Linked DNA regions of Mus musculus: region 2 is linked to region 1. The links are chromatin loops, found by intact Hi-C in ENCODE. Cell type or tissue: gastrocnemius. All regions are shown on one strand. Links, peaks and the distances in the headings refer to the core of each region. The heading gives the core; the rest is flanking DNA. Region 1 holds the start of 4930405A21Rik (RIKEN cDNA 4930405A21 gene). Region 2 holds the start of Myl9 (myosin, light polypeptide 9, regulatory).

What was found. Peaks named below come from ENCODE experiments on the same cell type or tissue, not always from the same donor. Only the 100,000 strongest peaks of a DNase experiment are listed, where the experiment ranks them.
Region 2: it touches region 1 in a loop (2.3-fold over the local background); 7 of 42 quality-filtered maps call a loop at or near these places.

Annotation. Positions count from the first base shown.
Region 1 is chr2:156,711,492-156,727,156 of GRCm38, forward strand. All of the region lies in intron 7 of Dlgap4 (DLG associated protein 4), which reads left to right. It overlaps 4930405A21Rik (RIKEN cDNA 4930405A21 gene), which reads right to left and starts at 9,418. Exons shown (of 4, transcript NR_040505.1): 1 at 9,215-9,418; 2 at 5,394-5,522; 3 at 4,604-4,754; 4 at 3,048-3,558. In gastrocnemius, for the core only: CTCF peaks have their summits at 9,452 (motif pointing left) and 11,872; DNase peaks (open chromatin) are centred at 6,021, 7,505, 8,998, 9,413 and 2 more places; H3K4me3 peaks cover 4,464 bases; H3K27ac peaks cover 6,267 bases.
Region 2 is chr2:156,769,859-156,785,523 of GRCm38, forward strand. Myl9 (myosin, light polypeptide 9, regulatory) reads left to right here and starts at 5,606. Exons shown (of 4, transcript NM_172118.1): 1 at 5,606-5,648; 2 at 8,661-8,870; 3 at 10,624-10,785; 4 at 11,132-11,799. The coding sequence starts at 8,687. The coding sequence ends at 11,304. In gastrocnemius, for the core only: a CTCF peak has its summit at 7,544; DNase peaks (open chromatin) are centred at 5,294, 5,534, 6,136, 7,966 and 1 more place; H3K4me3 peaks cover 5,062 bases; H3K27ac peaks cover 4,757 bases.

The DNA.
Region 1 (15,665 bases), core at 5,132-13,131:
GCTGATAGGCAGGGCTTACTAACCCACTTGGGGTTAGCAGTGTAGACAAACCTATAGGGAAGGCAGGAACCTTCAGGGAAGGCAAAAATAGTGTAACGAGGGGTTAAACCTGCTCCCAGCTTTCCCGATGGGGTGAGTTTGTTTCTCATGTTCAGTCAGGGGTGGCCTTCGTGTCCTCACATTGTTCTGAATTCTCTAAAGTTGACCCCTGTGTGGGCAGAGGAAGGAGCCATACTGTGTGCACAAGCCAGGCAAAACAAGAAAGTCAGACCGGGGGCCACAGTACAAGAGTGGGCTGGTTGAGAGTGCACTGGGTCTGCTCTTCCGGTCCTTTAGAGAGTCCTGGGGTTGCCGGACTATGCAGGAAACTTACCTGTAACATTCTCACCATGTACAGACCCTAAGTAAACACCATCTGCTAGGGCGTGACAGGTACTACTGTTATGGCTGCTTCATAGCCTCTACCCTGATCCTCCATGCCAGTCAAGGGCAACGGGGTTGGGCTGTGTAAGAAGAGATGGCTGCTGGTATTAGATGTCACTAAGTGAAACTGAGTCCCACAGATGTTGTACACAGGCGACCAACATTGATTAAATGAACTGGTCCCTTAGGGAACAGAGCGGAAATGGCGGTCCCACTTATCTATCCATACTCTCTACAGACTTCCCATCCCACCCCTAGTTGGGATCCCAGGGCAGACCCCTAAACTCTGGCGCCTTTCATACCTGAAGGAATAGCCTCGCTTTTAGATGTTAGGAGTCCAGTCTAGTCTAATCTTAGACTAGTCTGCCGCAATCTCATACTGCTGCACCAGGAGCCTGCGTGGCTGGAAAACCCTGGTAAGGAGCTAGGTGTCCTGGTTGGTTTTTCTCTGGGTCTTGTTCACGGTTGTTTCTGGTTCTACTGGTCTTGGGACACTGAACAACTGAAGCCACAGTCTGGTTCCTTATCCCGTCGGGAAGGGGCTTCCTGGTACCTGTTGTCCTAGTGTGAGCAGTAAGCTTCCTGCTCCCCTCGGCTTCTCCATCTGGTGGTCCTCGCTCAGCCTTTTTGCTGGGTAGCATGTGCAGCCCCACCCCTACCCTGTGGGCCTTTTTAACCTGATTGTAAAGCAACACAGTTGCCTCTTGGAGGCCGTTCTGCTTGGCTAGTGCCTTCCTTCTAGGCCTGTGGTCATGTAGGCTAACCAGCTACTCTATTTAGAAGTCTCCAGGCTGGGGTGGAGACTACCATTTGGTGGCTTCCAAATCCAGAGAGCTCTGTCAGGCTGTCCCAGAGCTCTGTCACACCAATGGGCATCTCGGGTAACAATCGCCTTCTCCATATTCTCACGCCCCTGAGGAGGTCTCTTTTGGGTGGCAGGGGGTGGGGGTTGTTTTCTGAGACAGGGTTTCTCTATGTAGTTCTGGCTGTCCTGGAACTTGCTCTGTAGACCAGGCTGGCGTCAAACTGAGATTTGTCTGCCTCTGCCTCCCCTGTGCTATTGAGATGGGCTTAGAAGGCCACGTGACATCCACAGAAATTCCCTGCAAATGAACCCTCGACTTCTTCAACCCCATTACTCATGAGTGCATAGACCCACAGCTGCTCATCTCAGAACCCAGGACCAGGCGGTCCCTCCGTGCCGTAGCTCTTGCTTCAATAACACTGCACTGCAAACCTAGCACAGCAATGGACATCCCCAAGTTTGTCAGCCTCATGCTTCTCCTGGGACCAGAGGTCCTCCGGAGATAAATAGTCTAACCAGGATAAGTTTCCCCTCATGAGGATGGCAGAAGGCAAGAGAGCGGGCCTAACTAACAGGACAAGCACAGTCATGGCCCCACATAAGCAAATGTCCCACTGGGGAAGGCAAGTCGGATGACTGAGCTCGCAGTCAAGGACGAGGGCTCTCCCACTCTTGCAGGGGAGACTGTATCCCTGTGGCACAAGGCGTGTACACAAGACGGCTGGAGATCGGTGGTAATCATTCAACCTGCTGCATCCCACACATGTATTCATGCCTCGCTCACAGGGAATGCTAAGCTACCCAAGATCCCCCTAAGCGGCTGTGAGATAGGAGACAAGTCCTCGAGATTTCCTGAGAAACGAACCTCGGACCTTGCCTGCTTCCTTCCTAGGAACGCTAGATTCATCTTCTTTAGCAGAAGCTGACTGACCTAGCTCAAACACGTTTTATTTCATTATTCAATTTAATTTCATGTAGTTCTTTGTGCCAAGGTCACATGCACAGTCACTTTGAGTCCCACCCCCTTTACTTCACTGTTCCTATACTGGGCATGCTGGGCTGCTGCGGGAGCACACCATTGAGCTTTCCGACTGCTCCTTGGACCACCTGAGTCGTTTTTGTTTATGTGTATGCGTGTGTACCTGCTTTTCTGTATATGCACTACCCATATGCAGGTGACCACAGTGACAGGAGAGGGGGGTGGATCCCCTAGAACTGGACTTACAGGCAGTTGTGAGCCAAACCCCACCCTCTGCAAGAATAGCAAATGCTTTTGTTTTTCTTTTGTCTTTCTTCTTTCCTTTCTTCCTTTAAAAAAAAAAAGATATAAATCTCTTATTTTATGTATAAGAGTACATCATAGCTGTCTTCAGACACTAGAAGAGAGTATCAGATCCCATTTCAGATGGTTGTGAGCCATCATGTGGGTGCTGGGAATTCAACTCAAGACCTCTGGAAGAGCAGTCAGAGCTCTTAACCACTGAGCCATCTCTCCACCCACCCCCTCTTCCTTCCTTCCTTCCTTCCTTCCTTCCTTCCTTCCTTCCTTCCTTCCTTCCTTCCTTCCTCCCTCCCTCCCTCCCTCCCTCCCTTCCGTCTGTCCGTCAGATAGGATCTCCCTATGTAGCCCTGGCTAGCCTGCGACCCTATGCAGAGCAGGTTGGCCTTAAACTCACAGAGATAAGCCTGCTTCTGCCTCCCAAGTGCTGAGATTAAAGGCCTAAGCCCCAGTCTGTGTGGTATTTAACAGGCAACGACTTTGTTTTGATCTTTATCTTAGACTATATCTTCATTTGAAAATGATCTACTGGCTCGAGACTAAAACTGACAGATTTATTTTCCAACTCAGCCATTTCTGGGCCCTTCCTATTTCCCCTGAGTGTCCCTGACAGGTTGGCTGTTTCTTTTGCATTTTCTCTTTAAGCTCTTATCCAAAGGAGGCAGGCCTTGCCCAAGTCTATCTGCACACGGGAAGTCACTCTAGGTGGATTTCCTTGGGAGTCCTGACCCACGCAGAATCCAGGCTCCTTTTCCAATCCTCCTCTAAGAGTTTGCTCATCCTTTCTCTCCCTGCTTGGTCCTGGGGCCAACGTGATATCTCTTGGTCGTTACGCAGTCACACTCTACATTGTGTACCATCTCAGTGGGGGACAACAGCAAACACTTAGGTATGAGCTTGCCGATCAGCCGCCTTTGCCCACTGTGTCCTATACCCTGGGCCCAAAAGCTGTTCAGGAGCCAGTGTCCCAGCCAGGCCATGTTTTCCCCATGGAGGTGGCAGAAGGATGGGAGGACAACCTCATTTTGTCTCAAGTCTCTTGGTTTCCCATCTGCAAAAATAACAAACAAAACAAAACAAAAATAATAATAACAGTTGATAAAGCAAGTCACTAGTCCAAAGCTGATGCCACAGAGATTTAGTGAGACATAGCAAGGGGCATGAATACAAAGAACTGAGAGCTGAGGTCACTGATTCGATCTCAACCTCAGTATCTATCGACTGATCATCTACCTATAATCTATTTCTGCTTCAATTTGCATTACATACCTCTCTTTACTATGTGCATGTATGTGCATGTGTGTGTTTATGAACATGCAAACACTGGCCCGTGCATGGAGGTTGCTCCCACTTTTTTTTCCTTTCCCAGAGGGTACCACTATGTAGCCTAAACTCGCCTGGAACTCACAGAGCTCTGCCTACCTCTGCCTCTCGGGTGCTGAGCCATCTCTCCAGCCCTTCCCTCCACCTTCATGTGGGTTCCAGGGATCCAACTCAGGCCACCAGACTTGCAATGGCAAGCTCTTTTATGTGACGAGCCCATACCAGCCCCTTCATTTTTAAAGAAAGAAATTCCCACTTTGCTTCAATAAAGTAATAATTTAGGCAATTACAGAACACGCACACACACACACTGCACATTCTGGATGAACCAGCATTTGCTACTAAATGTAAGGATATAGGGCTTCCATGAGACTGTTTGGGGGCTTTTGCACAAACAAATGCAGTCAGGAACGTATTGAGCAACAGCATCTCATACCTGCCTAGTCGCTCGTGCACAGTCAGACGGAAAGACCTGTCTATAGTGTGAAAACGGCTTTGGAAGGATGGCTCCATTGGTTTAGTATCATGAGGTTGAGGGGGAGGGGTCCAGGTGTGCTAATTAATATACCTTCTTGGTGTTCTATTGCTATGAAGAGACACCATGACTAACTTGACTCTATTTGATGGGGGTGGAGGGTGAGACAGGGTTTCTTTGTGTAGTCCTGGTTGTCCTGAAACTAGCTCTATAAACCATCTTGGCCTCAAAACTCACAGAGGTCCACCTGCCTTTGCCTCTGAGTGCTAGGAATAAAGGCGTGCAGCACTGGCCCCACCTGGCTCAAGGTGACTCTTATAAAGGAAAGCATGGAACTGGAGGCTGGCTTAGTTTCAGAGGCTTAGTCCAAGATCATCATGGTGGGGAGCGTGGCAGCAGGCAGGTAGGCATGGTGTGGCAGAAGTAGTTGAGAGTTTTACATCTTGATCCTAAGGAAGTGGGCGGGGGGGGGGGAGGAGAGACAGAGACAAAGAGAGACAGAGATAGACATAGAGACAGAGACAGGGAGACAGACACTGGGTCTGGCATGCACTTTTGAAACCTCAAAGTCCACCCCAATGACACACTTCCTCCTTATTAAGGCCACGCCTCCTAATTCTTCTAATCCTTCTCAAAAGCCCAATAGCTAGGGACTAAATATACAAATATATAAGCCTCCGGGGACCATTCTCATTTAAACCATCACAGGCTGTAATCCTATCTCTGAGGGGGCAAAAACAGTGGATCCATAACCAGTCGGCCAGCCAAGCCAAATTGGTGAGTTTCTCAAAAGTAAGGTACAGACCGAAAATGATACCCAACTTAGACACACCCATCCACATGTGTATGTGCACACACGGGTAAGTGTGTCACACTCCCAAAGATGTGAAGACAGATGTACACTGATACTCTCCTATATACATGTGCATACCTAACTCAACACGCCCCTGCACACCAAGCACATGCCTGTGTGTCTCCATCAAAGCTCACACCCAGACACCTGTGAAGAAAGCATGCCTTAGAAACAGCGCAGGTCCCCACAGTGACCCCACATATCTGCTCCTCTCAGGCTCAGCAGGCACACTCACCTGCCACCTAGGAGAGCCGGAGCCACCAGATCGCCAGGCTTCTGGCCAGAGCTGCAGCTGGTCCATGTAGTACTTTTGTGCCGAGTTAAGAAAAGGACACTGCCCCTTATGACACTCTGCCACCATCTGCTGAAAAGTCACCAGGATACAGTTTCTATTAGAATAAGGTCCTTTGCTTTCTATCTGCCGGGGGTGGGGTGGGGGGGTGGGGGGGGTGGCGGGGGAGTCATAGCAATTACATAATTTCATCATGTCTATATTGTGAATAGCACTCCACATACGAGCGCATCCTTAATCTGTGTAAAACTTGTACAACCATACATGGAAGTTCTGCTTATAATCACCCACCTCTACGCAGGCACACACCAACACAGCCAGTCTCCCTACTCAGAACCCGAGTTGCAGAGAGGCATGGAGCTCTTTGTTTCTCCAAGGAGCGCATGTGCTCACAGACCAGATGCAGGCAGGTGTGAAGATGGGGGTGCAGGGGAGCTCCTAAGGCAGTGGGCACCTAGCAGAACCAACTGCTCTGACACGGCGGGGGCGGGGCATGTAGCTGCCCACCCACTACTCGAAGCTTCCCAGCTCCGTTGTGAGCACTGCCTTCCTCCCTCCTCCTTTCTGACCCAGTTTCCACATTCCAGAAATAGCTCTGGCAGGTGACTGGCAGGCGGGTCAGCGGTGGCTCAGCTGCCACTTGTACACGCCCCTCCCCAGCCAGAGGACACCTGGGAGGGGGCACGAGGGCCGGGATATGACCCTTTGGTCTGCCTCTCATCCTGCCTCTCCTTTCTTTATGCTCCTGAGAGGAAGCAAAAACAGTGACAAGGCTCCCTGCCGTCTCTTCCCTCAGCTCCCCCACTCCAATCATCGCCTTCTGTTTCTCCCAAAGCCCTCTGTCTCTCTTCCTTTCCCCAGTTTTGGGCTTTCCCCTCCTCCCTTCTGTGTCTCTCCCACTCCCTCTGAATCACACCACACAGATTCAGAAGCTGAGATATCACACAGGGACCTCAGCAAGTGGCGTGGGGGTGGGGGGAACTACTGTGTGGCACCCTGGTCCTACCAATTACATTCTCTATATCTTCAATTGTGATATGGTCACACAAGAGCTTGTGTGTGCGCGTGTACACACACACACACACACACACACAGATACATACACTTAGGGTCATTCTCCACCCATATTGGAAGCTCCAGGCTGAGTTGGACAAGTTCCAGTCCAGAAAACATTCCAGCTCCTGCTCAGAGGCCCAGGGTACTTTCTTCAGTGCTGTTGTGGCACTGAAGAGGTACGTGTCCCTCCCTGGGCCTCATATTGGTTATCTAGATCTTGGTTGTGACCAATGGTCTTTATCTGTGACCATCCAAGTCACAGGCTGCTTTCCCCCTCTTTTTGTCCTTTTTCTCATCCCTTAGAACTCATCTGGTTTCTTTCATTCCTTTCCCTGCACGCACACACACAGGAAGGGAGTCTGACAAAATCCCTTGTTCTGGTCTCCCAAACCTGGTCCACCCTAATCTCTGGTTATCACACTGCAGATTCCTGTCAGCTCAGCCCATCCAATCCCCAGAGTGTCGGGGCAAACATCCTGTAATTTGAGTGTCATTTCTTACCCCTGAAGCTAAGGTTTGAGATTTAATCTAAGTTAAAGTAGAGTAAGTGCATCACTGCCAATTAGTGATGTCTGCTATGGCCAGAATTACACATACCTGCCATTCCTGACTTAACCTAGTCACACACACACACACACACACACACACACACACACACACACACAATCACAGCAGCGGGTGGGATGGTTCACAAAGCCACTACAGCCTAGAGGAAGTGTCACAGTCAAGGTTATTCAGAAAATAGGTCAAGGAGATGTTTCTCAGAGCCTTGGGTTCTTCATTGTCCTGTGGGGTTAGGAAGGAAGCCACACAAGGACTTGACAAAGAACAGAGAATCATCTGGCAGTGGGAACAAGATGATTAGAGGCTGTCATACTGGTCAGGCAGGGGACACTGGTCCTCTCCGGGCCATAGGGTCAGAGGGAGTAGGATTCAGGAGGCCTTTCTTGGACAACTGCCAGCATTTCCTACTGCTGAAACAGGCACCTCTGCTCAGAGCACTGGGCACAAGGCAGGCTTCCTCCTTACATTCCGCCATGTCCCCGTCCCAGATTGTCCTAGTGAGGGTTTCTGTTGCTGTGACGACAACACCATGACCAAAAAGCAAGTGTGGGAGGAAAGGGTTTATTTGGCTTCCAGATCACAGACCATCATTGGAGGAAGTCAGGACAGGAACTCGAGCAGGGCTGGAACCCGGAGGCAGGAGCTGGTGCAGAGGCCATGGACCTTGCTGCTTACTGGCTGGCTTCCCCTGGTTTGCTCAGCCTGCTTTCTTATAGAACCCAGGACCACCATGAACTGGGCCCTCCCCGACTGATCACTAATTGGGGAAATGCCTTATAGCTGGATCTCATGGAGGCATTTCCTCACCTGAGGCTCCTTCCTCTCTGATGACTCTAGCTTGTGTCAAGTTGACACACAAAAGCAGGAATGCACAGCTTTTCACTGTTCAAATTTTCTTTTCTTTCTTTCCTTCTTTCTTTCTTTCTTTTTTTTTTTTTTTTTTTGGTTTTTCGAGACAGGGTTTCTCTGTATAGTCCTGGCTGTCCTGGCACTCACTCTGTAGACCAGGCTGGCCTCGAACTCAGAAATCCGCCTACCTCTGCCTCCCAAGTGCTGGGATTAAAGGCGTGCACCACCACGCCCGGCTTCAAGTTTTCAAGGGATTTACCAAAATGGTGACCCAAAGGGGAAACCAGCTGCCAGTCTATCTGGAAAGGACCCTTTACCCTCTCCTAGAAGCCCAGGCTCATGCAGGAGGGTCTGAGGCCTATGTGCCAGTGTTACACCTCAGGCCTGGGTCAGCCAACTGCTCCTCTATGCTAGCCTGACTTGGGCAAGGACTCAGTCAGTCACAAAATCGTCCCCATACACACCTTACAGGACCTGAGGCGGGGGGCTGGGAGGGGGGTGACCAACAGAGAAGGGTGCTGACATTCCTCTAGGACCAAGGTCTCAGACTTGGTGAAGTCCAAATTGAAGCTGCCAGTGAGTTAGTTCTTCTGTTCAAGAGAGTGAGCTGGATCAAAGGGTCAAAGACTTGCTGGTGAAAATTCTGTCTCTGCCTGGTTTCTCTCCAGGGGATACTCAGCACTGGGGAATCCCAAAGAGAAAGGGGGACTTGCCCAAGGTTATGCAAGAAGTGTTACTGAATCGAAAGGACACAGCAACACATGAGGTGTCATAGCCATTCAAGAATTTACTTTGTATTTTCACCTAAAGCAAATGAAACTGAATAGCATGGTGTAGCCAACTCCTGCTTTTAGAGTGCTTAGCACAGTGCTGGCATCAAGTAAGTTTGTTGCTTTTGCCATTATTGTGTCTTAATGCAAAAGGTAGACTGGAAACAGTGTTACCTTCTTCATTTCCCACAGTCCTCTGTCAGATCCCAGTACAGAAAGCAGGCAACCAGCGGGCTTGCCAGGCAGCAAAGATCTGTGCTTGGCAGAACCTTCTGTAAATGGACTGTCAGTCTGTGGGCGGGGAGGGGGCTCACTCGGTTGTCACATTTTACAGAGGCACAGAAAGGTTAAGCATCTAACCTAAGGTCACACAAGTGGGATACTGAACCCGTCCTTAGGACCCTTGGGAGCACAGCAAGGGATGAGGCAAAGAGGCAACTAGAAACTGCGCGGCTGAGTAGCTAGGACCCGCGTGCGGGACAGAAAGCCCACGGTGGGCTCTCTCCTCAGCCTCAGTTTCCCTACCTACAGCGAGGCGTCGCCACCAGGGTGAGCCCGCAGGGACGGACGGCCACTCCAACTCCCGTACAGACCACGCATTGCGTTCCAGCTGGAACCGGTTTGGCGGGGCGGTTCGAGAGGGCGGAGCCCCTCACTCGGGCATGCGCGAGTTGGCGCGGGCGCGCACTCCCTTTCAAGACCGGCCGGCCAGGGCGTGGGCCGCGCGGTACGCGTGCGCGCTTGCGCTGTGTCCCGCTTGCGCGCGCCCCCTGGCGGCCCCGGAATCCCGGGCGACGCGCGCGCGGCTGACGCGAGGGGCGGGGCCGGCGCGGGGCTTTAACCCGGAGGCCCCGCCTCTCGGGCGTACAAAACCGGAGCCTCGGGCCGGGCCGCGTGAGGGAGGAGGGTGAGTGCCCGCCGCTGGCCGCAGCTGCCGCCAGTCCATCCGTCACTCCGTCCGTCTGTCCGACCCACGTCGTCGCCGCCGCCGCCGCCGCCTCCTCAGCCCGGACGCCCGGGGCCCGCCCAGCGCCACCCGGAGCAGCCGCGGCCCCGCGAGGAGACGGGCGCCGCCTCCGCCCGGCCCTGCCCTGCCCCGTCTTCCCGTCTGTCCGTCTGTCCGTCCGCCCGCTCGCCCGCGCTTCCGTCCTTCTGTCGGGCCACTGGCCCTCGGGCCCGTGTCTCCGCTGAGCCCGCTTTGTCTCTCCCTAGCTCGCTGTCTCTTTGTCTCTGCTCTCGCGCTCTCGGCCCCTCCCTCGCTCCAGGATCTCGGGTCCCCTCTCCCAGCGCTCCTCTCCTCTCTTACAGCCACGGGTTCTGGCACCCCCATTCTTCTGGACTCCCTAGATCTTTTGGGGCCTCTCCTTCAGAACACACTCCACTCCCCCAGGCCTTTCCTGAGCTTACCACACATCTTGAGGGTCCTTCTTGATGCATGTGCCCCTGATTTCCTGGGGGTTATCTCCACCTAGTCCGCATTTCCCGGAGGGTTTCCCACTTCTCCGGAGCCTCCCATAGCTATCAGAACCTTTTACATCCCTTAGTGGTCTCCTTGAACCCCCAGTGTCTCCCCAGCTCCCTAACTTAAGAACCTCTGCCTTTCCTGGATTTGTCCGCTGTCGCTGTCACTGTCTCTCCTTGTTCTCCGAGCGTCCCACTTCTCTGGACCCGGTCCCCCCCACCCCCCTTGCTCTCCCTGCTTCTTTCACGCGTCTGTGTCGGTGGTCTCATTGCTGTCTCTAACGCCTGCCTCAGCCTTCTCTGCCCGGGGCTCTTGCTCCTTTGCTTCTCTGCCCGATCCCCTGTCGCCCCTTTTCTCTGCTCCTTGTCACTCCCTCTCCCTTTTCTGTCTCTGCCGGGTCTCTGGGTCTCTGACCCCCATCCGGCCCTCATGGCTTTGTGTCTGGAGCTCTTGAAGCAATGTGAGTGGTGGGGTGTCCGGGTCGGGCCGGGCGGAGTCATCCCGCAGGCTGGCCGCGGCAGAGGCTCCATGGGGTTGGCGCTGGGGCAGGGGCTGGCGCTGGGGTAATGAGGCTGTGGGGCCTCTGGACCAGGGGAACAAGGATGGTGGGGCCAGGCTGTCTGGCGAGGGGGTTGGGGGGAAAGGGCCTTCCTGCCCTGAGGCTTCTGCTTGAGTTGCTTAAGTGTGTGGAGTGCGCCCTGGGCTGGGTATCCCTGCTGGTTTGGCCCTGCATGGCCTGGCACTTTGTGATCGCTTGTGGGCAGGCCTGGGCTATTTTGGAGCCGACAGCAGGATGTGATATCACTTGGGCGTTTATTTAGACCCAGCTGGGGGTGGGGGCTGCGTTCTTGCCAACTTGAGTAATGAAATTTTGCAGGGGGTGTGGCTTCTTAGACAGCTGGGCTATATGGTTGTGGTCAGAACTTTTCAAGCTACCCTGAGTGGGCAGGTGAACAGAGGTCTGTAAAACTTGGTCTTACTGAGACCAGGATGAATCGGAGAGGAATCGCCCTTACAATGATACTCTTGATTATTGTATCTGGCTGTCTTAGACTCTGAAATCTTGATTAGACCAGCTCTAAAAAGTTTGACTTTGCCTGTGACCCTTGCACTTAAGTCTCAGGTGTTCCATCTGTAAAAGGGATGGTGAATGGGGGTAGTGGTACCAAGGGGTGTCATGAAGATCAAGTGAGGCATATGCTTTGTAAACTGTCAACCTGCCTTTTGAGAGTCCCAGAGAGAAAGCTTCCCTGAGAGGGTACAGAGCAGGTGCCCAGGACTCGTCCACTCCCATCTGGTTAAGAAGTGTGCCCACCTCTCCAGAATCCCCAGTGCCATCTTGCTTCTCCTCGGTGTGTGAAAATAAGTTGGTATGCCCAGAGAGGTGCTTGTGCTGGGGAACGTTTGAATTTTCTGTGTGCCATTTATTATTTAAGGTTGGACCCTGCTAGTGGTGCCTGAAAACAAAGTCAGCCAGCATGTGGTGAGCCACGGCTGCTTTTCTCTGCGTGGAGCACAAAGGTCCTAGTTGAAAGGTTCTGCTGAGAGCTGGGGTCTGCTATCAAGGGCTCTAGGATGTTCTAGAACTTTGGAACAGGGAGTGAGACTAGATATCATAGTCCCTGCATCTTACAGTTAAGGTGAAAGTCAAGAAAAGCCAGGAGGGGGCTGGAGAAATGGCTCAGCCGTTAAGAGCACTGACTGCTCTTCTGAAGGTCCTGAGTTCAAATCCCAGAAACCACATGGTGGCTCACAACCATCCTTAATGAGATCTGACGCCCTCTTCTGGTGTGTCTGAAGACAGCTACAGTGTACTTAGATTTAATAATGAATAAATCTTTAGGCCAGAGTGAGTGGGACCGACCGGAGTGGGCAACCTTTGTTCCCAGCAACCACATTAAGGCTCACAACCATCAGTACAGCTACAGTGTACTCATATACATTAAATAAATCTTTTTTTATGTATAAAAGAAAAAAAGAAGAGCCTTGTTCCCAGCAACCACGTTAAGGCTCACAACCATCAGTACAGCTACAGTGTACTCATATACATAAAATAAATAAATCTTTTTTTATATATATAAAAGAAAAAAAAAAAAAAGAAGAGCCAGGAGGGCCTGTCTCATGGCCATGTCTTAAGTCACTGCCTTGCTGGTACTACCTGCCCCTGGTGTGTAAAATCAGTCTCTGTGTGTGCCTTGTGATAGGCACAATCCATGGAGACTGCATTGGGAAGGTAAAAGGGCTTGTTACCTGACCCAGAAGTGGAGGAGTCAGGACTCTAGTCCCTATATCTCAGGCAGTGACTGTCCCTTTATTGTCATCTTTCTAACTTAAATTGGAATAAAAAGTCTTATCCTAGGACTGATTCTTTAAAAAAAAAAAATAGTCTTTTTATTTTTTAAGTTGCAAGGCAAAATGCCAAGGTTTTGTCCCCAGTTCTGGTGCTCAACTGCCATGTGACTTCAGACAGCTGGTCTCCTGGTGGAGCTCTGCTTTTCCCTCTGAAGAATGGGGGTGTTGAATATATCTATGTCTTGGGTCTTTGTAGCTGACATTTGAGATTCTCGGGCCACCTGTGCATTCCTGTGCCCTACCATTTAAAAGTATGCCTGATCAGAGTAAGGAGCAGTAATGTGCTGAGTGCTGTCAGCTGTATACTCAGGACAGCTGGGGGCTTTTATGGGAGAGGGCCTGTGTGGGCTGGGAAGGCTTCCAGGAAGAGACAGTATTTGAGCTGAGTCAGCATACCAGACATGATCAGGCTTGTATACAGGTGCAGAATATTGTGGGTTTTAAAGCTATTCATACTTGGTTCTGATCAGTCTTGTCATTCAATGCCTGTGCTTTCCTCATCTGGACTCTGAAAAATCATTTATACCATAGGATTGTGGAGACAATTAAATAAGATTATGTACATATAAATAAAAACCTGTACACAGTAGGCCCTTAATAAATGTGAGCTTTTCCCTCCTCATAATATCTGGTCAGATTTTTCTTTGTGGGAACAAGACAGCGCCAGCCTCTTCCCTCACCCTTGTGGTTGGGGTTCAAGTAATGAGATGTAGGAATGTACCCCAACTGTATGTAAGCAGTAGTAATAGAAGTGGTGTCTCCAGGGCCTTTGGGGGCATCAAGTAATTCACCATCATTTTCCTGACCATTGCACCTCACAACAGTCAGAAGCCATTGAGGTTCTTCCGATTTCAGTTAACTGTAAGATGCAGGGGCCTGCAGAGGGACATGCACCTACTCTGGGTCTGGCAGCATGGCAGTGTCTGGGCATCCTCAGGCCTCTGCTTCCTTTGCCCACAGCATTACTTCAAAGGTTGCGGCTTCTGCCTGGTAGCCTGTCACTCAGTGCCTGTTCTGGCACCTGTTCTGGTTGGGTTTGTTTGACATTTCCCCAGCCTCTGAGCTCATCTCACATTTAAAGGCTTGAGGTGGGGCGGGAACTTGAGTCATCACCTTCCCTGGCTTTTCATCCAGAGTAGCAACCAGACACTCCCTGAGGGCCACTGCCTGATGGAGATGCCACATGCCCAAATGTTTTCCTCCCAGAAGCTCCGGTGGACTTGGGAAACTGTCTCCTGGCTCTTGGCAGAAGGTTGCAGTGGTGTCTCTGAATCGCCACTCCCCAGAGCTCCACACGAGAAGCTCCTGCCTAGTTAAGCCGATACATGTGTCTTGCTGTCCCCTCTGTGGTACAAACCGCTACTCCCTGAGGTTGTCTACACTGGCAAATGCCACTGTCCATGAAGTGCTGGCCCCATCTGTAAGCTCAGCTCTAGGTTCATAAACTTGCCTAAAGTGTGACTAGCTGGTCACTTCACCTTCTGTGCTTCCTCATATTGATTCTTCATATTTACAGATTCAGTTTCCTGAGTTCAGTCCCCAAAGATCCTCTTTTGTCAGGTCTGGGGCAGGAGTGAGACCTGTCAAGGAGTCTGAAGCTGAAAGCCTGTTGGCAGCACTCTGAGAAAAGCCCACACTTAGTGATAGACTACTTATTCCTATTGTCTGATCCTGGACCGTTTTCTGTGCTTTGGTTTTCTTCCTGCCAGAGTAGGATGGAAATGCCTGCCTATGTTGGGCGCTCCCTTGAGAAGTGATATACTACTGTCAGCCTTGTTTTGGGCAAGCCTGGTTATTTGTAGCAGCATGTCACCTTTCCCAGCTGAGCCCTCCTTAGCAGCAGGCACTATCAGGGCAGGCCAGGCTAGGCTAATGGCTGTGGGGTGGAACGCCTGAGCAACAGTGGACTCCAGTCAGCAGCAACTTGATGAGAGAGAGGTGTGCAGTGTGAAGGCCAGTCAGGTTCCCATTGCTGCCCCCAGGTCTCCCAGTGCTGGCTGAGGCTGTCTTCCCTCACTCGACCTGGGCCAAAAGTCACTGCTTTCCTCCCCATCCATCTCTGGAAGCCAAGGCTGCTTTAAAGGCAATAAAACTGAATCTAGAGCTAAAAGACAGCTGTTTGTTGTAACTTAGTAAAGAAGCAAGCTTGGGGAGTAAGAAAGACTAGGATCCCAGAACAAGGCTGACAGAGCCATGGCTTAATCTCCCCCAGACCTCTTTCACCCCTTCGATGGCTTGCCTCGTTTGAGGATGAGCAAAGTGCTCCCAAGTGGTTTGACTGGGATGAGCTGGGAGCTGACTTGGGTGTTGGGAAACCCTTCTTTTCCAGGGGCCTGCCCTCTCAGCCTGGGCTGGCTCCCGTGGCGTGAAAGGGGAAGAAGAGACAGACAAGTCCTCTGCTCCTGGGAGCTTGGGTTCTGATGAGAGACAAGGCCTACAATTATGAGCGACTGTGTGACAGTCTGTAATTAAGTGCCGCTGAGGAGAGGCATTGTCTGAGGAGGAAGAAGTGAGTGCAAGCCAGAGCAACGAGAGCTCTTTGAGGGGGCAGAGGGTGGGGCTGGCATTCTAGAGAATGACTTGCTCAAGGCAGAGGGGTGGGGTTGGAAGTTAATTTGGAAAGCTGAGTGTGCTTGCTGGATCTGCTGACGCCTCAGGGCTCTGACTGGAAAGTCTGAGAGGGACCAGGCAGTTGTAGGTAGCATTGAACATCAGTGAGTACAGCTGCCTCGAGGAGTCCTGGGTGGTACAGAGCCAGGAGACTGGGATAACACAACTGGGGGATCCTTTCAAGATGTTGATTCGGGCTAGGAATCAACTAGGAATGGGTAAAAATGACGGCAGGGAGGAGGCTCTGCTGTACCCAGGAAGAGGCCCTTGGGAGAGGTTAGGTGGGGCCCGTGGATAGGATAACAGAGGCTGTGCTCCGGAGGAGAGCTGAGCAGAGACTTCAGTTCCTGTGCTTGGGATTTAGAGAAGGAAATGCTGCTCTGAGCATGCTCCTTGTGCACCTGCTTCAGGCAGGCTCTGAGCCAGCACCTCCAAAGACAGCCTCATGAAATCTGTGCAGCAAGCCAGAGGCAGGTGGACTTATCAAACCCCGTCCTACAGATAAGGGAAGTGTGGCTCCAACTCAAGCTTGGCAGACTTCAAGCTTTGGCT
Region 2 (15,665 bases), core at 2,631-10,630, 56 kb after region 1:
TTTCCCCCTTGATCACTAATTGAGAAAATGCCTTACAGTTGGATCTCGTGGAGGCATTTCCCCAACTGAAGCTCCTTTCTCTGTGATAACTCCAGCCTGTGTCAAGTTGACACAAAACTAGCCAGTACACCAACCAATATCTGACTTGACTTAAGGCCCAATCCATTTAGATGGAACCTATAGCTCTCACTGCTTCGGTGGCCCAAAACATGAGACTAGATAGGCAAGGGATCTAGAGAGACACCAACTACCACTGTTCTGGGAAACAATAACAACAAAAAACACTAAGACAAAAAAACAAAAACAAAAACAAAAACAAAAACCCAAAAACCATGTAGCAAGAAAATGACTCCTGGTGATTCTGCTATACTCATGGATCCACCGGTGCCTTGGTCAGCCAGCATCCGGGAAGCTTCCTCCTGCAGCACATGGGAACAGACACAGAGACCCACAGCCAGGCATTAGGCAGAGTGGAACACGCCTTGAAACACTCAGCCCCAAACAGGAGGTCTCCCTCAAATCCCTCCCCTCAGGGCCCTGGGAACCCTGTGGAAAAGAGACTTCAAGAGCAGAAAGGCCAGAGGGTGTGGAGGACACAAGGCCCTGCAGATCAGCATGCTCAAAGCTCATATGAACTCAGAGGGAGGCAGCAAGCACAGGTCTGCACCAGGTCCTCTGCCGGCTATCTAGCTTCCAGTCGAGAGGTTTCATGGAATTCCTGAGTGCAGGAATGAGCGGATCTCTGACTCTTGGGCCTTCTCTTGGGCCCTGTTCCTTCTGTATGTCTTGTCCAACTCCAGGGTGTTCGGTATTATTATTATTATTATTATGTTTTCTTTTGTTATATTTTATTATCACTCAGAAGAGTACTTGTTATTTTTTTTAAGGTATTTTCCTCATTTACATTTTCAATGCTATCCCAAAGGTCCCCCATATCCACCCACCCCCCCAATCCCCTACCCACCCACTCCCCCTTTTTGGCCCTGGCGTTCCCCTGTACTGGGGCATATAAAGTTTGCAAGTCCAATGGGCCTCTCTTTGCAGTGATGGCCGACTAGGCCATCTTTTGATACATATGCAGCTAAAGACAAGAGCTCCCGGGTACTGGTTAGTTCATATTGTTGTTCCACCTATAGGGTTGCAGTTCTCTATAACTCCTTGGGTAATTTCTCTAGCTCCTCCATTAGGGGCCGTGTGACACATCCAATAGCTGACTGTGATCATCCACTTCTGTGTTTGCTAGGCCCCGGCATAGTCTCACAAGAGAGAGCTATAACTGGGTCCTTTCAGCGAAATCTTGCTAGTGTATGCAATGGTGTCAGCATTTGGAAGCTGATTATGGGATGGATCCCTGCATATGGCAGTCACTAGATGGTCCATCCTTTCGTCACAGCTCCAAATTTTGTCTCTGTAACTCCTTCTATGGGTGTTTTGTACCCATTTCTAAGAAAGGGTAATTTTTTATTTATTCTTCTCTCACATATTATATCCAGAGCATCGTTCCCCCGCCCCACCCCACCGCTGCTCTCCTCCCAGCCCCTCCCCCTCCTCTCCTCTCCCTCATGTCCATGCCTGTTTGTTTTCTAAGGAGAAACAGAAAGGGAAGGGACCCACATGGGAGGGAAGAGGAGGAGGAGGAGGAATTGGGGCGGGTAGAGGGAGGAGAAACCATACTCAGGATATATTATTATACAAGGGCAAAAAGTCCATTTTCAGTAAAAGGAAAAACTATTTAATTAAAAAACTTACACTATGACCCAGCAATTCCACTTCCGGGCATGTACTCAAACTAACTGAAAGTGGGACTTGAGATTATTTGAGCAGCCATGTTTTAAGTAGCATTATTGCCAGGCATAGTGGTCCATGCCTGTCACTTAAGTACTCAGAAAGCTTGTAAGTTCAAAGCCAGCTCCAGCTACATAGGAGACCCTGTATCTAAAGCAAAGCAACTAGCCAGGTGTGGTGAAGCATGTCTCGCCCAGCACTCGAGAGGCAGAGGCAGGCAGATCTCTGTAAGTTTGAGGCCAGCTGTGGACTACATAGTTGAAGCCCTCTCTCAAAAACAAACAAATAAGCAAATAAATCAACAAAAAGCAGCATTGGGAGATGAAGTTCGGTTGGCACAGCACCTGCCTAGCATGCCCAAGGCTCTGGGTTCAGTCCCAAACACATCATGAAACCAGGACTGGTGGCACGTGCCTGTCGTCCTAGCACTCAAACACAGAGGTAGTATGGTTAGAAATTAGAGAGTATCCTCAGCCTCATATCAAAGTCAAGTCCACCTTTAGCTGCCTGAGACCTTGCAATCCCACAGGGCACGCACAGGACAGCTCACAACCATCTGGAACTCCAGTCCTGGTGGATTCACTAGCCTCTCTGGCACCAGGCAGTCCATACACAGACATGCAGATGAAATACCCATGCACGTAAAATAAATTTAAACAAAATTTAAAGGCAGCATCTTTCATTCATTTCCTTTTCCTTTTGCAATGCGAGGCCTCATGCACGCTAAGTAGGTAGGCGCTTTATCACTGAGCTATGCCCCCAGCTTGAGCACAGTAACCAAAACAGGAAGACTACCTAAACGTCCATCCAGAGGTGGGTAAGCAAATATGGCATATTCAGCCTTAAAGGGTAAGGAAATGGACATACGGGTATTCCATGGGACAGCCCTTGTCTTTTTGTCAGACAGGACCTCATTCTGGAGGCCTTGCTAGCCTAGAGGTCACTATGTAGACCAGGCTGGCCTTGAATTCCTCCCTCTACCTCCCAAGTGCTGGGATTAGAAAACATATGCCATCATATTCAGCTCAACACTTGCTTTAAGGACCTTTGTAGGTCCCTGGGACCAATTCCAAGTCTGTCTGTCTGTCTGTCTGTCTGTCTGTCTATCTATCTGTAAAAGAAGTTAAAGATGCAGCTCACTGGGTAAGAGTGTTTGCCTAGCAAGTAGGAGGCCATAGGTTGATTCTTAGCACTTGGGATGCAGAAGTGCAAGATCAAAAGTCCAAGGGCATCCTCAGGGCACAGTGTCTGAGATTAGCCTGTGTTACATGAGACCATCTCAAAAAATATATGTATATATGTGTATATGTGTGTATCATTATAATATGCATTACACACACATATACACACACGCAAAAGTAAATAAACTTAAAACAAAAAACTTGGAAAGTTATACAACTGGTGAGACGAGTCAGTGGGTAATGGGGTTTATGCCAAAGGCCTGGTGACAAGTTCTATCAGCAGAGCTCTTATAAAGATAGAGAGGACCAGTGTCTTTGAGTTTCCATTTCTGTAAAAAGACACTATGACCAGCAACTGTTAAAAAGGATAACATTTATTTTTTTGTTTTGTTTTTTTGTTTTTCAAGATAGGGTTTCTCTGTGTAGCCCCGGCTGTCCTGGAACTCACTTTGTAGACCAGGCTGGCCTCGAACTCAGAAATCCACCTGCAAAAATAAAAATAAAAATAAAAATAAAGAAAGAAAAAAAAAGAAATTTACCTGCCTCTGCCTCCCGAGTGCTGGGATTAAAGGCGTGTGCCACTACTGCTCTGCTAAAGGATAACATTTCATTGGCCCTGGCTTACTGGTTCTGAGGTTCAGTCCTTTATCATCATGACAGGAAGCAGCCATGGTGCTGGAAGAATTGAGAGTTCTACAACTTCATCCAAAGGCAGACAGAAGACTGGCTTCCAGGCAGCTAGGATGAGGGTCTCAAAACCCACCCCCACAGTGACACACTTCCTCTAACAAGGCCACACCTACTCCAACAAGACCACACCTCCTAATAGTGCTACTCCCTGAGCAAGCATATTCAATCCACCACAACCAGCTCCATGACAACATCTTCCAGCTCCATGGCAACATTCTCCAGCTCCATGACATCACCCTCCAGCTACATGACATCATCTTCAAGCTCCATAGAATGATGCCCATGGCACCTGCACCTCACCCATCACACACAACCTGGACCAGAACAAATTTCCATACAGGATATTACTGAGACATCTGGCACAATTGGAATATAGGTCATAAATTAAAAGCCTAAATCAATGTTAAATCTTATGATTTTGATAATATACTATCAATATGTAAAAGAGTCCTCCTTTTAGGATATACTAAAATCTTATTCACTATCAAGTGTTGGGCAATGTGCATATTCCCACAGGGAAGAGTGAGGAGCCAAAGGTCAACTGGAGACTCTCAAGGAAGTCAGTTTTCTATACGAGTCTTAGAACCTTAGTATGCTTGAAATTATCTCAAAAGAAAGTTTCCAAAAATGAATAAATCCAAGACAAAATGGATCTCTCCCAAATCTGCTCCGCCTACGCCCACGCTGCCCAACTAAGAAAATGGCAGCACTCTCTCCAGCTGCCCCACTGAAATCCTGAGCTGGGGCGTGAGAGAGGCTCCTTGGTAATGGCACTTGCTGTTCGTATGTGGCCAGGCAGGCCTGCAACAGTCCACTGACTTCCACACCAACTCTCATCACGAATAAATAGAATTTTTAAAAGAATTGAATTCTTGGAGCCAACTTTCTTCTCATTCCAGTCTGGTCCGTTTTCAAGTCCTATTGGCTGAAGCACTGAAGTGTTTCCAGAACCCCTCCCCTTGTCGCCCAGTTTCCCACTGCCCCATAAGCCCAACCAGCATCTCCCCCACTTACTGTCTGCTCTCCTGTCCTTGAGCGTGCCATACGCTCTCTAAATCTCCTGCACTGACATCCATTACTTTTCCTTTGTGACTTCTGACCTCTACGCTAAGCTAAACTACTCCCCAAATTCTAGTTCCGGAAGTGTTTCAACTGTTACCTCTAATGTTGCCAGGACAGATAAAAACTGTTACCTTCTATTTATTTAGACAACCTTGCTCCATAGCTCAGACTGACCTGGAACCTACACTATACTCGATGTTGGCAATCCTGCTGCCTCAGCTTCTCAAATGCCGAGATTACTGGCATGAACCACCGCATCTGGCTCCATCTCCTCTCAATCTGGCTCCATTTCCCAGCATCACCCTTAACTCCTTTTCAGCCGAGCTCAGAACTGTCCCGGGATGTAGGCGGTTTCAGGCTCCCAGGGCTCCCTAGGCAGATGGATCAGTTGCCTGCCCCATTGCGGAGCCAGGCAGCTATTTACAAAGTAACTGAATGCCAGAAAGCCCTAGGGAAAGAGTGATGGCCGCTGTTGTGAGGATTGAGTCTCCCTGAAAAAAAAGGACCATACTTGGCCGGGTGAAAGCCAGCCTTCCACCAGACACAGCAGGGGCCTCTGGGACAAGAGGGGGTCGGAGAGCTGGGAAACGCTGAAGGCTCCGCCCTTCTTGCCAGTCTTGACACCTCAATCTGCTTCCATGCCCCAGCCTGGGCCGACCCAGAGAAAGGCTGCGTCGAGGGGGGCTATTCCAGGGGCACCCCAGCTTCTCAGCCTGCAAGCAGAGGCCTAATAAGGCCGGGCTGGCTGCCTCAGCCCCGCCCCCACCCCACCCCCGCGCATTCTTCTGCCTTGTAAGGCCGGGCGGCCTGCGGACCCTCCAGCCCCGGCTCCGCCCCCAGAGCTCCGAGCATCGAGCATCGGTCGGAGCTGCTGCCAGCCAACTCTCGAAGCACCGCAACAGCGCCGAGGACTTTTCTTCTCTGCAGCAGGTGGGAGCCCACTCAGCACCCGGGCAGCTACAGTAGGTGGTCAGGCTGAACCTCACCCGGCCTTCTGAGGGCTGTGGCATGCTTAGTGGTGTGGGCTGGGGCTACTGCCTTGCTTGGGTCCTAAAGGGGACCCTGGCCTGGGACTGAGCAACTGGTGGTTCTGCGCCCCGGAAAACTGGTCTTTGGGCAAGGAAACAAGGATCCAGAGTGTCCTTTTGCTAAAGAGCCTAACACACCAAGCCTGGAAACTCCAGGCTACCTGCCTGTAGAGATGCCAGTGAGGGGGTTGAGGGCATCCCTGACCCAAGAAACTGTGTGTGGCAGAGGAAATTGAGCCCTACGGAAGCACAGCGCTCACACCCAGTTTTGCAAACCCTACCCCAGGAGGGATGGTAACCACCTCATGCCTTCCTTATCTCCAGTGCTGTGTGCACTAGAGAACGGTGGGATGAGGGGGTCTTGGCTTCTTCACAACCCTCCAGCCGCCCTGGTTGCTTGATGAGCCGGTTGGAAAGCAGGGTATCTGGCACAGCCAGCTATGGAGACTAGTAATGAGGAGGGAGGGATGGTCTAGCCATGACCGCGCCAAGTTCCAGCTGTCTGATCCTTGGTGTCTAGGACCCCAGAGAGGGGAGCATATGGCTTCAGAGTTAAGGACACAGCTTATTCCTAATTTAAGTCACTCAACCAAGTCTAGAAAGTGCCTGGCCCTTCAAGAGCCAAACCTGCCACCCACTGGCCCCAGCCTAGCGTGGTGTCCTGGCTCCCAACCCTCTCACAGGTATTCACTTCCCTTTGTGTGTGTGTGTGTGGGGGGGATGCCTCTCAGGGATGTAGAGAGGGCAGGGATACACTAGGGGAGCCTAGCTGGGCCTGCCCTAGAGGTCTGCAGACAGGATGGGCTAAGAAAGCTGATGGCCAAACCGGGCAGTGATGGTGCACGCCTTTAATCCCAGCACTTGGGAGGCAGAGGCAGGTGGATTTCTGAGTTCGAGGCTAGCCTGGTCTACAGAGTGAGTTCCAGGACAACCAGGGCTACACAGAGAAACCCTGACTCAAAAAACCAAAACAGAGCCGGGTATGGTGGCGCACGCCTTTAATCCCAGCACTCAGGAGGCAGAGGCAGGTGGATTTCTGAGTTCGAGGCCAGCCTGGTCTACAAAGTGAGCTCCAGGACAGCCAGGGCTATACAGAGAAACCCTGTCTCGAAAAAACAAGAAAAACAAAACAAAACAGACAGACAGACAGACAGACAGGAAAGAAAGAAAGAAAGAAAGAAAGAAAGAAAGAAAGGAAGGAAGGAAGGAAGGAAGGAAGGAAGGAAGGAAGGAAGAAAGAAAAGAAAGAAAGAAAGAAAGAAAGAAAGAAAGAAAGAAAGAAAGAAAGAAAGAAAGGAAAAGGAAGAAAGCTAGCTGATGGCCATCTCAGCCTGGGCCACAGGAGATGGGGGACAGCTTCCAGGGACAACATTTCTGCCCCCGGTTCTTACCAATTCCCACCCAGCACTACACAAAGGAACCCCAAAGCCTGGTGCATGCTGTGGGGCTCACTGGGTTTTATACAGCTAGAGTCTCAAGACTGCAGGTAGATGTGGCCCTGGGACTTGCTGGAGCTGACCATGACCCCAGCCCAGAGGGTATTAGAGGCAGGGATAGAGGAGGAAGGACATAGGCCCTGGGCCAAGGTCTACAGAGCACAGGGCAGAGAAGAAGACGTGCTGGGGCCTGGACTAGCTGAGGGGAAGCAGACAGAAGTTTTGAGATGTATTTCCCCACAAGTTATGATGGGATCAGGTTGAATTCTTTCCCTGGCCTCAGTTTTCCCATCTGTACAGTGGAGCTCATAAACCTTTCACTGAAGAATCCTCTACTAGCCTGCTGCTGTGGGCTGCCCTAGTGGTGAAGGATGAGGGAGTCCGCAAGTGTTTGTTATCAAGATAAGGGTGGAGAACAGCACCCCTGGGACTCTAGAGCTCAGCCTGAGGACAGCTACAGAAGGGGGGGGCTGGAAGGAAGTCCTGGAACAGCTGTGGAATGCTAGAGGTCAAGGAGGAGACAAAGTGGATCAGTCAGGAGCTGGGAGAGCACACTGGGTCCTTTCATGCCAGGCTGGGGCATCGAGGTTTACTCTCGGGATGTGGAGAGGGGTTTTAAGGAGGCGACTGAAGGTCTGAGTTTGAATGGGATGGGAGAGACCGGCCGAAGCCAAAACACCAGGTCTAAATGGACTGTAGTTTCAACTTGAGGGAGCTTCGATGTACAGGAAGTGACAGAGGGCACAGGATGAAACCACAAGGGACCAGTCAGGCTCCCTGAGGAGAGCAGCTGTGTTCCACAGACTGTGCAGAAGATGGGGGAGATAGGGGGTGCAGGGGCATGGAGTGAGAGGGGTGGGGAGGGATGGGGGAGGGGTGAAGGGGCATGGAGTGAGAGGGATGGGGAGGGATGGGGGAGGGGTGAAGGGGCATGGAGTGAGAGGGATGGGGAGGGATGGGGGAGGGGTGCAGGGACATAGAGTGAGAGGGATGGGGGAGGGGTGCAGGGGCATAGAGTGAGAGGGATGGGGAGGGATGGGGGAGGGTATTATCAGAGTACAGAGCTGGGGGGTCCGACCCCTCCTAGGAGAGCCCTATCTTCCCGCCATTGAGATGGGCACATTGCTATGAAGAAATAAAGTAGACAAAGCACTTTAATGGTTGGCACCAAGCCAATCCTATTTTACCCACTCAAAGCAAAATGAATTGTTTCTAGGCTCAGCACCACTCCAGGGCCTCTCTAGATACTAAATTAACTGATTCCTGTGGCAGGCTACTCTGTTGCCCCCCTTCCCAGAGGAAGACAGATAGATGAAGCACTCAGGATCACAGCCCACAGGCTGTGCTCAGAAAGAACTGGGTGGCTGGGGGCCCAAACCTGTGGGATGCCCTGAAGAGCAAGCTGAGACCTAACTTTAGACCTCAGGGGAAGGCAGGGATGATCCCTGTCCATCATCATCCCCCGCCCCTCCCTGTAGGGAAACCCCCAACACCCAAAGGCAAGATGTCGAGCAAGAGAGCCAAGGCCAAGACCACCAAGAAGAGGCCCCAGAGGGCTACGTCCAATGTCTTCGCCATGTTTGACCAGTCCCAGATCCAGGAGTTTAAGGAGGCCTTCAACATGATTGATCAGAACCGAGATGGCTTCATTGATAAGGAGGACCTGCACGACATGCTGGCCTCTCTGGGTGAGTGGGACGGGTGCTCAGGGAGGGAAGTGCTCAGCACTGACAGGGCACTTCCTGTGAAATGAGAGTCTTAGTGCTCCACGGCAGGTTATACTGCTCCGGGTCTGCCCACTTAACAGAGAGGAAGACTGAGGCAAGGAGAAGGACCAGCTCAGGATTTGAACCTAGACAGCCTGACTTCCCGGGGAAAGTCAGATCTGTGCATTGGATTGTGTGGTAAATCTTAAAGAAATGTGCCAGCATTTTGAGTTTGTACGGATGGGAAAACTGAGGCTTAGAAGGGAGGCCAGAGCACTCACTCCTCTATACCCCCAATGACACCTCCAAGGTTAGGGTCTTACGGATCAAGTCCAAGTTGCCAATGTTCAGACGGGTACTCTGAGGCCTCCAGAGTGCACCTCTCCCCATGTGCCGGCCAGAGCCAGCCACCCTCAGCAGCAGTTCCTGGCATAGCCTTCCCTGAGGCCAGAGGATCAGGGCGGGATGACAGATAAGATCAGTCTAGTACTGCTGCCACACCATTGGGCTTGGCCATCCCTGTCAGTCCCTGGCATCGTTCCATGCCTACTGGACTGCCTGTGACCACAGGTCTGGTGGGAGGCCAGCAGCACAGATTAGAAAAGGGGGTGCTATCCCTCCAGCTACTGGCCAGGCTTTCTTGGGGCCTCTCTCTCCCCAGAAGAAAGCCCAGCACTCCAATCTGGACCCTCTCAGCATCCCGGAAGAGAAAGACTGTGTCAGGGGACAAAGGGCTGGTCCTCATGGGCTAAGAACTCCTCTGGGCATCTTATAAAAACAAAGCAAGGGGTCTGAGGCTCAAAAGACACACAGTCATAAGCTCCCCCCCACCCCCCCGTTGGTCAGGCCACACCTTGTATTTAGACTGGCTGAGTCTAACTAGGTAGCCAGAAAAACACTTGCCTGTGTATGGTGGGTTCATAGAGGGGAGGTTGGAGGAGGGAACTGGGAGGAGTGGGGGGGAGAGGAAACTGTGGTCATGATGTACTGCATGATAGAAGAAATAGATAGATAGTAAGATAAGATAAGATAAGATAGTAGTAATCTCTACAGCCATCACCCTAATTCTCCATGCAGCCCCCTCTTGGGGGTGGCAGGCAAAGACTCAGAAAGAACAAACAATCTGCCCGAGGAGGCACAGCAGCCCTGAGCATAGATGGGATCTGAACCTAGCAGACTGCAGCATCCCAGGGCTGTGCCAATGACTGCAGTGAGACCATTAGAACAGTGGCTTACTGTCACGGTAACTGTTCCTCTAAAAACATGGGAAGCTGAGCCACAGGACCAGGACTTAAATCCAAGCCTCTATGTCACCAAAGCTCACTGATGTAGGCACTTCTGAAACGTTTCTGGAATCTGGTACCCTAAGTTAGACTACCTAAGTTTAGCTACTGACCCCTGCTCCTCCCTTGCTGTGTGACCTTGGATAAGCTGCCCTACCTCTCTGTGCGGCAGTTCCTGGCCTGTGAGAAAAGAATAAGGCTGCTGTTGGCACAAGGGAGGTAGGGGGTACGCCAGGTGACCCGGCACATGGGGCAGCTGATCTTACACCATAATGGTGGAGGAGCCAGGAACTTGTGGCATGCCCTCATACCTCAAAAGCAGGCGGGGATAGGAGCTGGATGCCCAGAAAGCAGGAAATTGGCTGCCTGGCACCTGCTTCCCAGTCTACAAACGTCACTGGGAAGGAGTCACCCAAGTTGGGGACAGCAACCGCAATGTCCACCCACCACAGGGAAGAACCCCACAGACGAGTATCTGGAGGGCATGATGAACGAGGCGCCAGGGCCCATCAACTTCACCATGTTCCTCACAATGTTTGGGGAGAAGCTGAACGGCACAGACCCCGAGGATGTGATCCGCAATGCCTTTGCCTGCTTTGATGAGGAGGCCTCAGGTCAGTGTACACGGGAGACCTGGGCTAGGTAGGGGGAACTGGGCTATAAGGAAAGGGGCTGGGCCAGACATCACTGTCCCCAACTTCCCAGTGCCCAGGACACACTGCTTAAACCTTCCAGAGATCAAACCACATCTTGCCATTTCTACCCCAGCTTCTGTCACAGATAATTTCCCCCCTCATAGTGTCACAGTCTCCACAGACGCTCTGTAAACTTCTGTAAACTCTTCCCTCGGGAGCCCTGAGGATCTTCTAGCCCCGCCCACTGTGAGGTTTCCAAGGGCTGGGAGGGTGGGTGGGCGTGGCCAGAGCCTGCAGTCATTAACCCAGTCGTGCCGTGCCTCAGGCTTCATCCACGAGGACCACCTGAGGGAGCTGCTCACCACCATGGGCGACCGATTCACGGATGAGGAGGTGGACGAGATGTACCGCGAGGCACCCATTGATAAGAAGGGCAACTTCAACTACGTGGAGTTCACTCGCATCCTCAAACACGGCGCCAAGGACAAGGACGACTAAGCTGTTCTTAGCTGCCCCAGTGCCTAGACCCCATCCCAGTCACCTACCTCCCCAACACATACACTCTACCCTCCCCGTGACGAATTAGGGTCCCAGCTCCCAGGGCCGGAACTGAACCGTAAGACCCACAGGGTGAGGCAGGTGCTCTACAATGGGCCCAGGCACTAACTAGAAGGGATCTCTGACCCTACAAGGAGGGACCACAGTGGGGAGGTGAGCCGAGGGTGGGGCCAGCAAGCACCAAGGTAAAGCCACTGAAGATAGCACTCAGCCATGCCCTCCCATTCCCGGGCTGGCCTGAGGAAGGAAGCACCCGTGTTCTGGTGTCGGACACTAATTCCCAGCATCCCCACAAAGGTACACACCCATTCACCATGTCCCTTCAGAGGATGACAGTCTGCTCTTAGGCTTGTGGAGTTGTCTCAGCACCCCCAGAATGCATTGAGGGAAGGGAAGCTGCCTGAGGGACAGTCTCTTAATACAAGGCTGAACACCATCTCTGGTCTATGTGTCTGTGATGAGGGGCAGGGAGGGGGGCAGACAGTGTCCCACCCTGTCTTACTCTCCTCCCGTCCCAGTGACTGCCCTGATGCACCATGCCATTGTCCAGGGGAAGCACTGGGGCGTCTCCCAGATGTGCAGTACTGAAGCTTCAGAGGCCCCCAGTTTGGGTGCTGGCTTTGTGCTCTACTGAGACCAGATCAGCAAATGGAAGGGACACAGGCCTCTGGGGAAAGAGGACAGAATCGGAAGACCCTTGGGTTCACCAAACCCCATACAACAGGCTTTAATCTGGGGGATGGTGGTGGGTGTGTGTCAGAGGTCAAGGTCACAAGCCTCAGGACTAAAGCCTGATTTCTAGGTCACTTCACTAGGGGGCGCTTAACATTAAGGGAGACTCTAAGAACAATGAAGAAGTAGGGGTCCAGTAGCTCACTGATCAGCAATCCAGCTGTTCCCCTTATCCAATCCAGCTCTGGGCAGCCAGAAGACTGTAGGCACAATCTGGTTCACCCTCCATCACAACACACACACACACACACACACACACACTCTCACACACGTGAATGTGTGAACATACACACAGACACTCTATTCCAGTAGGCAGGCTGGGCTAGGCTAACCACATTTGAATAATGGGGTCATTGACAATGTTTCCTACAAAAGGGTGGGGACTGCCTGGGCTCTCCTGATAGTCTATGGGTAGAGAAAGGGGCCTCACATGTCTCATCTGACCCTGGCAGAGGTCGGGGACAGATTCTGGATCCAAAGTGATCCCTGAGAGGAAAGCCATAGCACATACAGCATTGGGGGTGGGTGTATCGTGGGGAGGGGGTACCAACCCAGCCTGGAGGCTACACTCAACTACATCCTATGTAGCAAGCAGCCAGATACACACACTCTCCGTTCCAAAATGAGCCCCACAAGTTCTTGGTGTCTACTCTGGATGGGACCAGGTCAGGTAAGGTGCAAACCAGCCCCAAATAGTGTTCCAGACCCAATCCCAGCCCTACCTGCAGAGCTGAGTGGCCCTTGGCCTGTTCTCTGGACACCACATCCTCTTGCTAAGCCATCTAAGCACCAAAGGCCTGCTTTCAGTGTCATCAGTGTAATGACAGCAGGGAGCAAGGCATGGTGGCTTATACCTACAGTCCCTGCATGCCACAGGCCCAGGCAGAAGGATCATCGCAAGTTCGAGATCAGCTTAGACTGCAAAGTAAAGCCCTTTGCCTCCCACGTGCTGGGCGAATCAGCATGGGCTACTGAGTCTGGTTTACAGAATGCTGGGGATGGAAGCCAAGGCATTGTGCATGCCAGACAAGAACTCTACCAACGTGCAGCCCCAGACTCAGCCGATCTTCTTTTAAGACTTCGTGTGTGTGTGTGTGTGTGTGTGTGTGTGTGTGTGTGTGTGTGTGTGTCACACACTATGGCACACATGTGGAAGGCAGAAGACAGCTTTTCAGAATGGGTGCTCACCTTCCATCTTGTTAAAGCACTGGGGCCTCTCAGTTCTGTGCTGCACTGTGTAGCCCAGGCTAGCTGGCCCCAGTACAGCCCAGGCTAGCTGGCCCCAGTGCTTCCAGCCACCTGTTTGTCTCCCTTCTCACCATGACAGGAGTTTAAGAATTAGACGCACACCCAATTTCTGTTGTTGTTGGGTTTGGGGAAAAGCTGAGAAAACTCACTTCAAAGACAAGAACTTAAAAGTAGAAGCTTTATTCTCTGAGTGCTCGGGGAGGAGGCTAGCTCGGGATCTGAGGGGGGCAGGTAGGCTATAGTATTGTCTATATCATATTTTTGATATGGGGGTTGAGCAAGGGAGTTTTCATTGTGGTTTTGCCCGGACTCTGGGCTGGCAAGTCATAGGAGGGGAGTAAACACTGGTGATTAGGCCTTATCTGGGCCGCCTGGCTTCAAGGTCCTTGACTAAGAGCTTTGGGAGTCGGGCCTCATCCTGGACATGTGGTCCAAAACTCAAAAAGATAAGAGAACAAAGGAATGGGCAATCGGCCCATAGTCAGTTAGGTCGGGACAGGCAACTAGTCACATACACGTAGGACGTGGGTGCCTGACTTTAGATAACAGGCAACTTCTTTCTTTATGCTCTTTTATAATTTACTGGTTAACAGATGAACAAAGAAAAACAGGATAAGAATTGATTCCTGGGCCTGGGAATGGGAGCTTAGTTTGACCCTGGGAAGAAGCAGACCCTGAGATAGCTGGACTCAGAACTGTGTGCTTACATTCTCCCGTCTTTATGTTTCTTTGATGTTACACCTCCTGTCCATTCCTTGTATTATGCCCTCAAAACTGGAAGTTTGATAGCATTGATTCTGTCTTGAACAAACATGGAGTTGATCATGCAAGGGGCTCAAAGTGTAACCAGGAGAAACAGAACTACAGACTCCATCAGGCCAATGACGAGAGTGGGCAGCCATGGGAACCAGTTGAAAAGAAACATACACCAGTTTTGATCAGTCACCCTATTCCATTTCCTCTGTAAGAGATTCTCTTCAACTTTGGAGAGAGAGTCCCTAACAACCCCTGAGTATAAAAACATTCCTCCCCCAGGGCTGTCCAGAGCCCTCCTTATCTTAAAAACAATAGATTCAAGCCACGTTGATTCTGGAGGGCCATTTCAGCCAACAAATCAGCTTGGCTTTCCAGAAAGGAGACAGGAGGATGTAAACCGAAAATGTCCTATCTGCTACTCACTTAGAAGCCTCAGATTTTGGCCTCAGAACAAGGCCGTCGTTGCTGAAGAGCCCGGAGGACAGAGTAACTCCAAACACTGGTCCACCACCCCCCTTTTACTGCATGCCAACATTCTTTTCAGTTACAGCAAAAACACCTGGCCTGCTGGGACAGACATTACTCAAGGACTGAACCCCAATTAGCCGACTTCTTTACCATCCCCTGAACATCTGCTTAGGGTTTTATGCTTTAAAAGGAGCAAGCTTCTTCCCCTTGGAGCTATGATCAGCTCCCGAGTCTGGCCAGGACCCTACCTGGCTAGAAGTGTTTCCCTCTGTGAATAAAGGTGCTTTTAGTTTATTTCTGACTCCGGTAGTCCTGTCCTCATTATTTGTGCACCCTGTGACTCCAACATTTTGGTCATTGGCATTAGCCTAGAAACACGCAATTTGAAGATGAGAAACCCCAAGTCTCTGGCAACTTTTTTTTTTTTTTTTGGTCCTGACTAATCAATAAGTTTCTCTTTGGTTTCATTTTATGGTGTCCTGACAAACTAGGGCCCAATGGAGAATAAATAGGTGGATGCACTGTTGATCTCAGAGCCAGAAGGGTCCGAGGGATGCTTCATCCCTTCCTGTGGCTGTCAGGTTGCTCCTTTGAAACCCTTTGGGATTGGTGCATGCCCACCAACTCCTAGTTAACTGATGCTCAGTGCTCTCCCTTCTGGGGCCACTGATTCTCATTTGTGGCGGAGTTTGTGTGTGTGTGTTTGTTTGTGTGTGTGTTCTTGTTGCATCCACTGTCAGTCTCTTTGTTGTCATAACTACTGAGCTAGTTCTAAAGATGTGTCAAGCTTCTTCATACCCTCAGACCCATCTGGAACCTGTTCTTCTCATTTCTGGGACTTTAAAGATGCTGCCTCAGCCACCCATGTTGAGTCAGGACAGCTCAAAACTTTTTGTTCACTGAAAAGGCCAACCTTCTGGTTCAGCTGGCCTCCTGAGTGGTCCTTTGAACTTAGACTCATCAAGATTAAAGATGCTGTTTTCAACCATCCTGGTCACCCAGATCAGGTCCCCTACATCTGTGGCTTGGCATTAACTAACTGACACCTGCTTCCTTGTTAAAAATCTCTTATCCCCCCCTTCAGGAAATGAGACTAC